Linked DNA regions of Homo sapiens: region 2 is linked to region 1. Evidence: read pairs that join two places in POLR2A ChIA-PET (ENCODE). Cell type or tissue: CD4-positive, alpha-beta T cell. All regions are shown on one strand. Links, peaks and the distances in the headings refer to the core of each region. The heading gives the core; the rest is flanking DNA.

Evidence for each region. Peaks named below come from ENCODE experiments on the same cell type or tissue, not always from the same donor. Only the 100,000 strongest peaks of a DNase experiment are listed, where the experiment ranks them.
Region 2: POLR2A ChIA-PET joins it to region 1 with 5 read pairs; 2 of 35 experiments call an interaction of 5 or more read pairs at or near these places.

Annotation. Positions count from the first base shown.
Region 1 is chr1:168,532,273-168,540,308 of GRCh38, reverse strand. No RefSeq gene overlaps it. Among named protein-coding and RNA genes, the nearest start is that of XCL2, 7.7 kb to the left of the region's middle. In CD4-positive, alpha-beta T cell, for the core only: no CTCF peak of the experiment used is centred there; a DNase peak (open chromatin) is centred at 4,578; H3K4me3 peaks cover 672 bases; H3K27ac peaks cover 2,475 bases.
Region 2 is chr1:168,359,421-168,366,993 of GRCh38, reverse strand. No RefSeq gene overlaps it. Among named protein-coding and RNA genes, the nearest start is that of MIR557, 12 kb to the left of the region's middle. In CD4-positive, alpha-beta T cell, for the core only: no CTCF peak of the experiment used is centred there; a DNase peak (open chromatin) is centred at 3,803.

The DNA.
Region 1 (8,036 bases), core at 3,020-5,519:
TTCACTCTGATAGTAGTTTATTTTGGTGTGCAGAAGCTCTTTAGTTTAATTAGATCCCATTTGTCTATTTTGGCTTTTGTTGCCATTACTTTTGGTGTTTTAGTCATGAAGTCCTTGCCCTTGCGTATGTCCTGAATGGTATTGCCTAGGTTTTCTTCTAGGGTTTTTATGGTTTTACGTCTAACATTTAATTCTTTAATCCATCTTGAATTGATTTTTGTATAAGGTGTAAAGAATGGATCCCTCTTCAGTTTCTACATATGGCTAGCCAGTTTTCCCAGCACAATTTATTAAATAGGGAATCCTTTCCCCACTTCTTGTTTTTTTCAGGTTTGTCAAAGATGAGATGGTTGTAGATGTGTGGTATTATTTCTGAGGGCTCTGTTCTGTTCCATTGGTCTATATCTCTGTTTTGGTACTAGTGCCATGCTGTAGTATACTACAAGGTTACTGTAGCCTTGTAGTATAGTTTGAAGTCAGGTAGCTTCAACTACCTGATGCCTCCAGCTTTGTTCTTTTGGCTTAGGATTGTCTTGGCAATGCAGACTCTTTTTTGTCAGATCTGAAGGAGATAGAGACACAAATAACCCTTCAAAAAAAAATCAATAAATTCAGGAGCTGGTTTTTTGAAAAGATCAACAAAATTGATAGACTGCTAGCAAGACTAATAAAGAAGAAAAGAGAGAAGAATCAAATAGATGCAATAAAAAATGATAAAAGGGATATCATCACTGATCCCACAGAAATGCAAACTACCATCAGGTAATACTATAAATACCTCTATGCAAATAAACTAGAAAATCTAGGAGAAATGGATAAATTCCTGGACACATACACCCTCCCAAGACTAAACCAGGAAGAAGTTGCATCCCTGAATAGACCAATAACGGGCTCTGAAATGGACGCAATAATTAATAGCCTACCAACCAAAAAAAGTCCAGGACCAGACAGATTCACAGCCAAATTCTACCAGAGGTACAAAGAGGAGCTGGTACCACTCTTTCTGAAACTATTCCAATCAATAGAAAAGGAGGGAATCCTTCCTAACTCATTTTATGAGGCCAGCATCATCCTGATACCAAAGCCTGGCACAGACACAACAAACAAGAGAATTTTAGACCAATATCCCTGATGAACATCGATGCAAAAATCCTCAATAAAATACTGGCAAAACAAATCCAGCAGCACATCAAAAAGCTTATCCACCACGATCAGGTGGGCTTCATCCCTGGGATGCAAGGCTGGTTCAACATATGCAAATCAATAGAAGTAGTCCATCATATAAAGAGAACCAAAGAAAAAAACCACATGATTATCTCAATAGGTAAGGCCTTTGACAAAATTCAACAGCCCTTCATGCTAAAAACTCTCAATAAACTAGGTATTGATGTGACATATCTCAAAATAATGAGAGCTATTTATGACAAACCCACAGCCAATATCATACTGAATGGGCAAAAACTGGAAGCATTCCCTTTGAAAACTGGCACAAAACAGGGATGCCCTCTCTCACCACTCCTATTCAACATAGTGTTGGAAGTTCTGGCCAGGGCAATCAGGCTGGAGAAAGAAATAAAGGGCATTCAATTAGGAAAAGAGGAAGTCAAATTGTCCCTGTTTGCAGATGACATGCTTGTATATCTAGAAAACCCCATTGTCTCAGCCCAAAATCTCCTTAAGCTGATAAGCAACTTCAGCAAAGTCTCAGGATACAAAATCAATGGGCAAAAATCACAAGCATTCCTCTACACCAATAACAGACTAACAGAGAACCGAATCATGAGTGAACTCCCATTCACAATTGCTTCAAAGAGAATAAAATACCTAGGAATCCAACTTACAAGGGATGTGAAGGACCTCTTCAAGGAGAACTACAAACCGCTGCTCAATGAAATAAAAGAGGACACAAACAAATGGAAGAACATTCCATGCTCATGGATAGGAAGAATCAATATCATGAAAATGGACATACTGCCCAAGGAAATTTATAGATTCAATGCCATCCCCATCCAGCTACCAATGACTCTCTTCACAAAATTGGAAAAAACTACTTTAAAGTTCATATGGAACCAAAAAACAGCCCGCATTGCCAAGACAATCCTAAGCCAAAAGAACAAAGCTAAATGCTCCAATTAAAAGACACAGACTGACAAATTGGATAAAGAGTCAAGACCCATCAGTGTGCTGTATTCAGGAGACCCATCTCACATGCAGAGACACACATAGGATCAAAATAAAGGGATGGAGGAAGATCTACCAAGGAAATGGAAAACAAAAAAAAGCAGGGGTTGCAATCCTAGTCTCTGATAAAACAGACTTTAAACCAACAAAGATCAAAAGAGACAAAGAAGGCCATTACATAATGGTAAAGGGATCAATTCAACAAGAAGAGCCAACTATCCTAAATATATATGCCCCCAATCCAGGAGCACCCAGATTCATAAAGCAAGTCCTTAGAGATCTACAAAGAGACTTAGACTCCCACACAATAATAATGGGAGACTTTAACACCCCACTATTCAATGCAATTCCAGTTAAAATTTCCATAGAGTCTAATGTCAACATTAGACAGATCAACGAGACAGAAAGTTAATAAGGATATCCAGGAATTGAACTCAGCTCTGCACCAAGTAGACCTAATAGACATCTACAGAACTCTCCACCCCAAATCAACAGAATATACATTCCTCTCAGCACCACATCTCACTTATTCTAAAATTGACCACATAGTTGGAAGTAAAGCACTCCTCAGCAAATGTAGAAGAATAGAAATTATAACAAACTGTCTCTCAGACCACAGTGCAGTCAAACTAGAACTCAGGATTAAGAAACTCACTCAAAACTGCTCGACTACATGGAAACTGAACAACCTGCTCCTGAATGACTACTGGGTACTGGGTACATATCGAAATGAAGGCAGAAATAAAGATGTTCTTTGAAACCAATGAGAATGAAGACACAACATACCAGAATCTCTGGGACACATTTAAAGCAGTGTGTAGGGGGAAATTTATAACACTAAATGCCACAAGAGAAAGCAGGAAAGATCTAAAATTGACCCCCTAACTGCACAATTAAAAGAACTAGAGAAGCAAGAGCAAACACATTCAAAAGCTAGCAGAATGTGTTGTTATTAACTGAGGTGGGAAAATGCAGTAGTTGCTGGTTTTCGGGAGAATATTAGGGGCTCTGTTTTGGTCATGTTAAGTTTAGGTGCTTAGTAGACATCCATATGAAAATGTCAAGTAGTCAGATAGCTAGGTCAGGAATCCAGAGGACGTGTCTAAGCTGGAAATACTAATTTTGGAGTCATTAGCTTATATGTGGCACTTAAAGCCTTGATAATGGGCAAAGCATGTAGGTAGAGTTGATCAAAATATAAAATGTTCAAGGACTGAGCCTTGGACACAGATTGGGAAGATGAGGAGGAACCAGCAAGGAAAACTGGGAAGAAGTCAGAAAGATATGAGGAAACCCAATCTTGTGTGGTATCCTGGAAATCAAGGCAGGAGGATGTTTGCAGGAATAGAGTGAGCAACTTTGCCAAATGCTGTAAATAAGTCAGAAATTAGAACTTAAAAATAGTTGGATTTAACAGCATGGCTGTCACAGAATGACTATAAGGGGAAAAGCGTCAGTGGATTGGTAAGAGCAGAAACTTTTGAAGAAGGGTTGAGAAGGCCTGGGAGAAGAATTAATGACAACTCTTTAAAGAGAATAATTTTAGACGACAGTTGTCTCATAAGCATCACTATAGAGGCTTGGAGAGAAAAAGAAGCTTGCAGAGAAAAAGAACTACAGCTGAAGTGGAAGTGTAGTCAAGAGATGGTGTTTTGTTTGTTTATTTTGATTTTTACATGAGAGAAAAAATAACAAGTTTGTACACTAATGGGAATGATTCAGTGGAAAGTTTAACACTTAGTATAATATCCAGTGTATCAACTATATATATATATATGCTATTTTCTTAATAATTTGAATTCATAAATGCATGCCCCTAGAAACTGGTTATGTACTCCTGATTCTTTACATTTTCAATTTCATTATTTCCACTAGGCACTAATCGTATTAGCAATTTGATCTGCAGTTAAACTGTTTTCTGGTATGGATAAGAGAAAGAAATAATAAATAATACATTGTTAGAACCCATCATAATTATACATTTTTGATAAAAATATGATTTCATTAAGAGTTTTATAAACAGCCATTTGACACAAATTACCTGCCCTTACATTGTAACAGTTTTAAAAAATAACTGTTGATTTCAAAATTAAAATGAAACTTCCCCAGGCATAGACTGTCTTCCTCTTCTTTCAACTACTACTGATTAGTAATTTATTTAACCCTGGATGTTTATTCAAAGTTCCAGTGGCAGTAAAGTTGATTTATCCTAAAAGTCTGATATCTGTGGACCCTGATCCCCCCTAATGGGAGTGGTACATCAACTTTTTAGGTAATTCAAGAAGTAGCTCCTGCATTGGCAGTCCCTTTCACTGACTTCAGTATTATCACTTGCTCTTGGTGTTACCTTAACAGTTCCTTCAAGAGAATGTCTTCGACATTGTGGTTTCCTGCCCAACTGCAGCTTAACTTTATAATAAAACACCCTTCAACCCTTCCTTCCTGTTGCTTCTGCCCTTGCCCCAAGCCAAGAGTAGTGAAAACTCTGCTAAGTAATAACTATAGGATTTCTCTCTTAGCCTCTTGGCCTCTACTTTCATTCTGGATATTATAACTTAGGCCACAAAATCATTCACAATTCCCATTGCAAAGCTTTTTATCTCTTTTCTATTAAAAACTTAATATTGTATAAGCTTCTCTCCTACCAGATGCCTCAACTTTACTCTTTTGTAGTCTGTTTTAGTTTTTTGCTTATTGAGATTAACCTCACACATTTGATTTTTTTAATAGTTATGCATTTTGAAGAGAACAAGGAATAGCTTTAGACTGCAGTTGCCTCAGAAACCTCATTTAATGTTTGATAGGGCAAATATTTCTTCTCTGTTTTTTTATTGACAGGTACAGTCACATGCCCATGTGTTAGAGCATAACAAGTATAGCTTAAAATTGCTTATAATAGTCACTAACATTTGCTGAGCACTTATTCCATCTCCAGCACTCTGCTAAACGTTTGGCACACATTATCTTACTTGATTCTGTATTTTGCTACTGACAAAACTAAGAATTTGGGAAGGTTAAAGCATTTGTCCAGGGTTACACAGCTAATAAATAGTTGATTAGGGATTTGAATACAACTGATCTGACTCCAGTAGCCACCTACTTAACCACTCAGGAGAGAGTTTGCTTGCAGGATGATGTATAAGGGCAAAACTTGTCCAGCCAAGTCTCAAGGGCAGAGGAGAGAGATCTCTCCTAAAGAAAAGAAAGCCTTGGTAGCAAGGAGTTATAATACACTGGAAGTGTAACAGTCCCTTGAAGTTCCATTATTTATCTTAAAATTTGTGATGATTTTGCATTCTGCTTCATAATATATTTATATTGCTTTAATATAAAAGAAATATTTGGCTCTATTAAAGGACAAAAAAGATGCAAATATTTACGAACCAGATGACAAACATTGTAAGGATATCAGTTTTCCCCAAATCAATCTACTATTCAATGCAATTCCAGTTAAAATTTCCACAGAGTTTTTGGGCAAAACTTTCTAATACAATTTTTAAATTTATATGACACAAAGACATTCACAGATAGCTAAAACAAGTTAGGAAAAGAAAAACCAAGAGTAAATGTTTCCCCTATCAAATATTAAGACATAAGATAAAGCTGTGATAATAAAAAACACAGTAGTGTTAATTTAGAGATTAACAACGAGAACAATAGAAAGCTCAGAATCATGTTTATAAATTATGCATCTACATACACACACATACATATGTGTGTATGTATGTGTATATATAAACTATGATCAGATGAGAATAAGGTATATTATTCACAATATATTGCTGGAAGCTTTTGCTTATTTTACAGAGAAAAATAAAATAAGTTTCCTACCTCACACCATGTATAAAAATAGACTTCTGATACATTAAATGCAAGAAGAAAGAAAAGAAGGGAAGGGGGAAGGGAAAAGAAGGAAAGAGGAAGGAAAGGAAGGCAGAAGGGGAAAGAAGGAAGGAGGGAAGGAAAGAAGGAAGGAAGGGAAACAAGGAAGACATAGGAGAATATCTTTATTACACCTGGGTGAGGGAAAGATTCCATAACTATATTCCCAAAGAATAACTCACAAAGAAAAATAATCTGATATATTTTCCTATTTCAAAATTACAGATAAACACAGAGTTGCTGTCTATCTCATTGCCTTATTCATTTTCTTCATAGTGTTTATCGCTTTACGATACTGACTAGTTTACTCATTTGATTTGGGGTCTTGTGCTCATTTAAAGGTATGCTTCAGGAGGGCAGGTACTTTGCCTATTGTGTTTACCACTGTAGACACAGCGCCAGAACTGTGTCTGGCATAATATGTGGGCAATAAATGGGTCCTTTGTACATTGTCTTAAGGATTTTTTAAATATTCCTGAATTTTATAGATCCCACCGCTATCTGGGATTCCCTTTCCTTACCATTTTGCAGGTTCTACTGAAACTTCCTCTAACATAACTCATAAAGGGTATCTACAAAACTGCTTATTAGAGAAATTTCAGGTTCTACCATGCCTGAAACTCTGATTGAATCCCTATAGGCAACAGTAGGACTATTATGACAATGTCTCTTGAATGCGTCATGTAGGGTTGATCCTTTTAGAGAGACAATACCTTTAGGATATAACTAAAACCAAAGAATTGAAAATAGAAGAAAGCATATTTCAGCATAACTCTATAAATTATTTTATCCCATTGCAATTGTCCAGAAAGGAAGCAGGTTGACTTGAGAAGCAGTAAATTATGCATCACTGAATGTGTTTGGGCAGAGTCTGGAGGACCACTTACCAGAAGAGAGAAAAGGTGAGAAGAAATGTTCTCCAAGGTTCCTTCCATCCTCGAGCTCTAAAATCCTTAACCAGTTTTTTCTTATACCCACCTCCTCTCCACAGGACTCTTCCCTTCCCCCTATCAGGAATATTGAAGCAGCATGATGCCAAAAGCAGTTATAAACACTATAAATAATTATTACTCTCAACACTTGATGAGTGACACCAAAAATTAAAGGAAGCTTGCACCGTAAAGCAAGCACATTGCAGGGTATTTATTTTTTGGCTCTGGAATACAAAGACACATAGTCAGAGACACACATTCATCTTCCATTCTTAGTGTCCCATGCTCGCCCCCACTAAGGGAGAAGCTCAGGTGAACATCATGCAAATACTCCACGGTGTGGGCTGAAATTCATAGACAGAAGGGTCAGCACGGAATAAGGCATGCAGCCTCCCGTCTCTTGAAACTCTGTGGAGATGCTTGGTCATGCACAACTGAACACATTAAGAGTTTTGCTCTAGTTTTTCTCTGTCTACAAGAGAGGTCCTACTCCCTGTTGCTCTTCTTTTTTAAAAAATAAGGATCCCATGAGAGTGGCCTTAGAAGTAGGAGGCAAAAGTTCTGAGAATGGGTACCAGATGCTCAGGAGTTGCATTCCCATACTGATAGCACCTAGGGATCTTGTGGGAAGCTGAGGCTGCATCTGGGGCCTCTCCACCTGGCAGGAGTCCCCCAACCCCATCCCTCTACTCCGCACCTCCCACCTACCCTCCCAACCCTGGCTCGAAAGCTCATTGCCAGGAATCCCCAAGAGGGCCTCAGGACCCTGTGATAGACAATCCCACTCATCTCCCCACCCTGCTCTCTGCCTCCCCACCCCAGTCAGCTCTCTGACTTACGCTATAGAGCCTAGTGATGCTTACACTATAGAACTCTCTGGCACTATGGGCACTTGCACATCCCTTACCTTATTTGATCCTCCTAAGAGCCTTGTAAGGGAAAACAGCAGGTATGATCGTGTCCATTGTATTCATGAACAGACTGAGATGCAGACAGGATAAAGTGACTGGCCTAAGTCATCCAACTATGTGGCAAAGCCAG
Region 2 (7,573 bases), core at 2,328-4,827, 170 kb after region 1:
CACAGGTTGGCTAAATAAGTAACTCTCTGACAGAATTATATATCTTCCGAGCATTCATAAGTGTTCAGAAAATGGTGCTATGTGCCATAATATTTAGGGAGCCCTGGTTTTCCTGAAGATAGTTTTCAAAAAACAAGATGCCTCCGAGTTTGCCGATGGTCTCATAAATAACTATGCAGTCACCTCCCTTGTACACCAGCAGCTCTTTCAGCTAAGAGATCTACACATTCTGAGCTCTCCTCTCCTTACCACCTCCCAACCTCATCTCCATAAGTCCATGGTCACAGCATTGATGTTTTGAAAAAAATCAAAGCTTAGAGGAAATGTAAAGAGAATAATCTATCAAACTGCCCCATCCTCTTTTGGGCCCTCTGCCTGATTTAAATCTACCTCCAGATTTGTGGACCCCATACTTTTCATGACTAATTTTACTTAAGTAGACTCTCTTTACTGCCATTTTTAAAATAATAATTTCAGGAAACTCATTTTCTCACCCAGTGGCATGTATTATGAAATACCCAGTACTGCTGTTTCTTTCACGAGCCTTCCAGTAACAGAAGAATCTGACGCTCCCCTCTTTCCTTTCCTCCATTCTTTCCCTGCCCAAGCTTTCCATCTGGCATCATCATCATCATTACCATCCTAACAGTGCTAGCCACAGCTGACACAGCCCTCTCATGGCCCTTATCTATTTCACCCTGCTCCAATTGCTGTCAGTGCACAACCAAGATTCTCAGGGGCCCTCGTCTCCCTTCCCCTGCCGGCCACTCCACAGCTACAGCATTCCCAGGCCACCACATGATTTCTGTGGATAAAGTGACCCACTCGTGGTAGAGGAAAGTGTCACAGAGTGGCAGGAGCCAGGAAAGGTGGCAGGGAAGGGCTGTAACAAGAGGACAGACATAAAGCTAAAACCCAAAGATCAAACTGAATGGCTGGTAGAAATACCAGTCCCATTTAGAAAACTGCTTCTACCCCTGTGGATGTCATTGCCAGCTTGGAGTTTTCTTAGTGTCATGATAAGGTGAAAGGTTGGGACAAATGCTGACAGCAGCACTTCCTTTCCTTCAAACACCAGGTGGTGCCAGATACAGATTTCTTTCAGCCGTAAGTCAACCTAGTGACAGAGAGTAGTCGTCCAATGAAGCTCACAGAGCAGCCTTCATGTACAAAGGGATTGTGTTCCACTCGTGTCCAAGTCCATTTCTGTGAACTTAAAAATGCATTTTCCCATAGAATTGTTTTTATAAAAGGTGGCTGCGTTCCAAAACCACCTGCAAAAATTCCCATCCAAAATGTAGTTGAAAGAAAAGTCACCTAGTAGGGAGAGACAAATAACTCTGATACTAGGAATGAATGTCAAAGATGATTTTAAATAATGGGTAAAACTAGATAGGGAGTTCTTTGAGTGCATGATTTTTTTCTTATTTAATTATTTTTCTGCTTTCCCAGTCTTAGCCGACTGCCCATCACTAAATGTTTTTACTCATTTCAGTGCTTGAGAAAAAAGCAGTTTTCATTAAAATTGTATTCAGATGTATCTAAAAACTTGTGTGGATTTTCTTTTTTTTTTTTCTTTTATTTGAGACAGTCTCACGCTGTCACCCAGGCTGGAGTACACTGGCACAATCTCAGCTCACTGCACTCTCCATCTCCTGGGTTCAAACGATTCTCCTGCCTCAGCCTCCCAAGTAGCTAGGATTACAGGAGCCCACCACCACACCCAGCTAATTTTTGTTTTTTGGTTTTTTTTTTTTTCAGTTTCACCGTGTTGGCCAGGCTGGTCTCGAACTCCTGACCTCAAATGACCCACCCGCTTCAGCCTCCCAAAGTGCTGGGTTTACAGGAGTGAGGCACCACGCCAGACCTGGCTTTTCTAAAATGACTCCCAGGATTTTTGATCCTGACTATACCAGTTGCCTAATTTCACCCTCAGATATAGAACTTTCCTTTCCACTGATGTTTTGATGGCAATATTCATGCATTTATCAATGATAATTTAAAAAATGGTCTACAAATGGACTAAACAAATAAAAGAGATAAAGGAGGAAAAAAGAAAAGGAAGTAAAGGAGGGAGATTCTTCTAAAGTACCTGGGCAAAATTCCAGGGGATAAGGTGGGGAATATTGTTAAGCTAGAAAGGAAAGAAAGCAAGAGGGAGAGAGAAGAAAAAAGGGAAGAAAAGAGAGAAGAGGAGAGGGAGAGGGAAAGGGAGGAGAAGAGAAAAACCAAGACAAGCAAGACAGGGGAAAGGAAGCGGGCAATGCATTGCATGTTCTTCCAGGTAGGGAAAGAAAGACTGTGGCCAGGACAAGATATTAGAGCTGACACTGCCACCTGCCCCTCTCACAGTCCACCTTGACTGGGTGGCTTATGTCTGCCTGGTGTGGTTTGAGCGTATCTATGTGGCTGTGCTGGAGGGCAAGCTTACATTGGTTTCATGCTTACGGAGTTTCTCTACTTCAAAAGTAAACATTACAGTGAGTTAGAGAAGAGCAAGCTCTAGCCTAAGGAATCTACTATTGGCATTTTACAAAGGTAATGGTGAAATTCACCTTTCTTTTTCCCATCTGCATGATGGGAGAATATAGTACAGTGTTTAGAGCTCAGGCTCTGGAGTCAGACAAAGGCTTAGAAATCCAAGCTCCTACTCTTCCTTGCTCTGGGACCTTGGGAAAGTTACTTAATGATTACTGACCTCCGTTTCCTCACTTACAAAATGGAAAAAATTATATCTTCCTCAAGGAAATGAAGATTAAAAGAAATATCACATGTAAACAGCCAGGTACCATGCTTGGTATCTGATACATTTTTTAACATGGTAGCCATTATTTTTCTTACCATTATAGAACAGTAATTGGTGTCACAAGATTATTAAGGCTACCATGAAAACTAAATAATCTCGTGCCAGCAAAGTGACACATTACATATCACCAACCAGCATAACTGGGAGTTGAAGAACTAGCAAAAAGAGAAGCTGCTGAATGGGGACTGAGCGCAAATCCACAGTATGAGCCAGATCTGCAGGGCAAGCCTGTCCTCCCAACACCTGGAGCTCAATGGGAATATGAGCATTCATGTGGTGGGGAAGTGGGGCAGTACACAGGGGACTTCTGCCACACTGTCCAGCTGGCCAGCAACTAACTGTCTTAGTCCATTTGTGCTGCTAAAACTAAATACCTGAGACTTGGTAATTTATAAAGAACAGAAATTTATTTTCTCACAGTTCTGGAGACTGGAAAGTCCAAGATCAAAATCCTGGTATTTGGTCTGGTGAGGACCTTCTTGCTGCAACCTCACATGGCAGAAGGTGGGAGGGCAAGAGAGAGCCGAAGAGCAGGTTAGCAAGCCAACTGAATGCTGGCAGAAGCCTCTTTAATAAGTGCCTTGATCCCATGAATGACAGAGGAGCCCTTATGGCCTAATCACCTCTGAAAGGCTCCCATCGCCTAATACTGTCATATTGGCACCACTTGAATTTTGAAAGCGACGTATTCAAACCATAACAGAAACCCACATTCTATTTGGAAGAATTTCTCATTTTTGTGAATCTTGGTAAGAGAGAGTCTGCCTCCTACATACTACAGGAGCCAACTGAACTCTTTCTTCCAGAGATGCCAGTAGGGATACCAGTACCATTTAGAAAACTGCTTCTACCCCTTTGGATGTCATTGCCAGCTTGAGGTTTTCTTAGTGTCATGATAAGGTGAAGTGTTGGAACAAATGCTGACAGCAGCACTTCCTTTCCTTCAAACACCAGATGGTGCCAGATACAGATTTCTTTCAGCCATAAGTCAACCTAGTGACTTAGAGAGTAGTCGTCCAATGAAGCTATGAGTTATGAAAAAAAGCACCTTGGTTTCCTGCCTCATGACCCACAGGAGCCAACCCGGTTCTGTTTTCAGTGATGGGTATCTGAGTTACCGGCAGCGAATGTGTACAAGTCTGAAGCAACCTCAATTCTTGCCTCCTCAGAAGAAAAAAATTGACTGAGGGACATAAGGCAGAAGAAGAAACTGAGGCAAATTTTAGAGCATGAGTGAGAGTTAATTAAAAAGCTTTAGAGCAGGAATGAAAAGAAAGTAAAGTACACTTGGAAGAGGGCTAAGCGAGTGTCTTGGAGGACAAGTGTGGGATTTGATGTTTTGGCTTGGAGTTTTATATGTTGGCATACTTCTGGGGTCTTGCATCCCTTCTCCCTGCTTCTTCCTTTGGGGTGGGTTTTCTGCATGTGTAATGGCCTGCTAGTGCTTGGGAGGGGAACGTCAGTGTCTTTACACATGCTCACTTGAGGCGTTCTTCCCATTCCGGTGCAATGCCCACAGAAGGTCATATACAAGTTAAACTCCACCATTTTGCCTCTTAATGCACATGCTTGAGCTCACTCGCCCAACTCCTGAAATTTTATCAGGAAGCTACTGATCACCAGTTTCAGGTTTTTTCTATCTATAGGGAGACTGCCTTTCCCTGGCACTGGCTGTGACCAATTATTATTTTAGAGAGACAGTTGAAAACCACCTGATCATCACCTGATGGTTGCCCCACATTATTAGGCAGATCCACCTCCTGCCCTGCTCACACCTGACTAGCTACTTACTGTAACAATTCCTGCATGCTTGTCATGCCTGATTGTTCAGCTTCCCAAGGAGTTGCAAGCCCCAGATTCTATTTCTGTTATTTAAACCCAGAAGAGTCTGACCTGGCACCTTATAAGGTCAGTGGACTCAATAGTTCCTCAGTTGCACTTCTTGCCCAGTGATGACCTTGGTCACTTTATAAGATCATTTCCCTCTTCAGAAACTACAGAGCATCTTGACAGTCCAACATCCCAACCAAAGCAGAGATAAACTGTACCTCACTCCCAATCAAGGACCCACCAGCCCCTTCGTCAACACCTGAGTTATGGTTACTGAGTACTTAGGGAGGAATTCTTCTAAGTCCTTTGCAAGAATTAATTTATTTAGTGCTTGCACTACCCTACAAAGTAGATACAATTATTATCTTATCCCCTGTTTCATAGAGGAGGAAATAGAGTTCAGAGAGGTTAACACACGTACCTAAAGTTACAGGAAAGAAACAGGACTAGGCTTTGAACCCAGGCAGTCAGACTCCACAGCCTAGCATCATACACCAACTTATACTGCTTCTCAAAAGCTGCCTAAAAATAAGTACACAGAGTTATTTAGTGCTAACATGTGCTATGAAGAAAAACACAGTAGGGAGATGGGTAAGGAGAAAAAAAGAGTGATGGGCTGATCTTTTTGTAGGATGCTCAGAGGAAGGCCTGTTAGAATGGAGTTGCTATAAACTGAGAGAGTGAAGAGTGAAGAAGAGTGGGTTTGGAGAACTATTTCTGGCCTTTGGTGCCACTCAGAACTACTCAGTCACACTTCTATATAAAATATCTTCCAAGATCTGAATAAAACTCTCTCTTCTCTACCCTTCCATAAATCACCCCATAATTTTGTGCAATGCTCACTTTCCAGTGTTGTAACCACCTTGAAGACCTGCTTTGACCACAGCCCTGACTCTCAATGTCTTCCTTAAATGGTAAGTCTGCCACCGACTCCAGACTCAGACCCAACAGCACACAGGCAAGTTCTTTACACTCAATCTAGACCTTGCCTGCCTCTGAACTCTCATTGTCTGTAGCTGCTGTATCTTTTGGCTCCCAGATCTTTTCCCACGAACAGTTCTCATTCTATATTCTTTCTTCATATGAGTCAAGGATAAAATTCTTGAACAGGACAAAGTCAAGGTCCAGGACAGAGTCCTCTGCCTCAACCAGAGACCATCCCACAGGCTGAGAATGGATGTTGTTTGTTTCAACAAATCTGGGTACATCTGACAACAATAGCATCCAGTCATATATTATACACTCTTCTCCACCAAGATAGCCAGAATGCACATTCCTGAATGTCAGGCAGAAATGACAATACATTGTATCCACAGATGTCCCTCAGCTTACAAATTAGTTGCTCTGTTTTAAAAAGTAGAATGATGTTAATTTCTTATATGTTCTTCCTGTAGGAATTTATCCCTCCGTCTATTTCAAATATGCATAATCTCTTTAAGAAATGGGTATTTGAATGTTATCTGTGTCATAACTTGCTTATCTGCCTGTCGCTCTCTGTGATTTCTCAGCTGTTATCTGCAAAGCTCTGAAGTCATATCTGCATATTTCTTCAGCAGAGCTCACCACTGCCTTGCCTGGGTTGAGAGTGGCCTGCCTCTTTTTAAATTCTCCCTTCTCCGTTTTGTAGAAAAGCGGACTTGCAGCAACCCCTTTTTGGAACACATTAGGAAATAAGTAAGCATGAATAAATGCAATATGAGAATCACAGGAGAAGATTTTTTTATCTTGAATCAACTTCTTCATGTAATGAAGACTTCTGGATAAAAACAAAATTTCAAAAGCCTTTTCTATTATGCTCAGCAGTTTTTATAAGCCTTTCTTTCTGGCAACTTTTCCAATCATGCTTTTTCCTAGAAATCAAGTCTAATGTCCTTTCCGTTTCTTGCAAAACTCCTTCTGCCAGTGATACCCTGGATTCCAGGGCAGGGGAAAGCTCACTCCAGGGGCCAGACCCAGCTTCTCCTTGACTTGGTGTGTGATCTGTTTTGAGTCATTGTGTGACTTCATGACACCACCCACAAATCAACCACCAGCTCACCACTCCGTTCCTATGGTCTGTCTTAAAGGAACTTGGTAGAGGTATTAGAGCAATGAGATGGTACGAGTCTGAATCAACACTTGAACATTTCCCCTCAAGTTAAAGGAGAAAAAATGATACACACTACAATGAAGAAAATAAAACACAGTATAGTTACCTAATTAACACTTCACTGCCATTATGTAAGCATGACCGGACAACAGACTGCTTAAGGGCAGTAAACCCTGCTTTCTCCCAACCATTTTAAGGTTTTATAGGGAATGAAATGATGCATTTGGGAAAATGGTTTAAAAAATGATAGTGCTGGCCATATTGCCCAAAATAATTTATAGATTCAATGCTATCCCCATTAAGCTACCATTGACTTTCTTCACAGAATTAGAAAAAAACTACTTTAAATTTCACATGGATCCAAAAAAGAGCCCATATAGCCAAGACAATCCTAAGCAAAAAGAACAAAGCTGGAAGCATCACACTACCTGACTTCAAACTATACTATAAGGCTTCAGTAACCAAAACACCATGGTACTGGTACCAAAACAGATATATAGACCAATGGAACAGAGCAGAGGCCTCAGAACTAATGCCACACATCTACAACCATCTCATCTTTGACAAACCTGGCAAAAACAAGCAATGGAGAAAGGAGTCTCTATTTAATAAATGGTGTTGGGAAAACTGGCTAGCCATATGTAGAAAGCTGAAACTGGACCCCTTCCTTACGCCTTATACAAAAATTAACTCAAGATGGATTAAAGACTTAAATGTTAGACCTAAAACCATAAAAACCCTAGAAGAAAACCTAGGCAATACCATTCAGAACATAGGCATGGGCAAGGACTTCATGACTAAAACACCAAAAGCAATGGCAACAAAAGCCAAAATTGACAAATGGGATC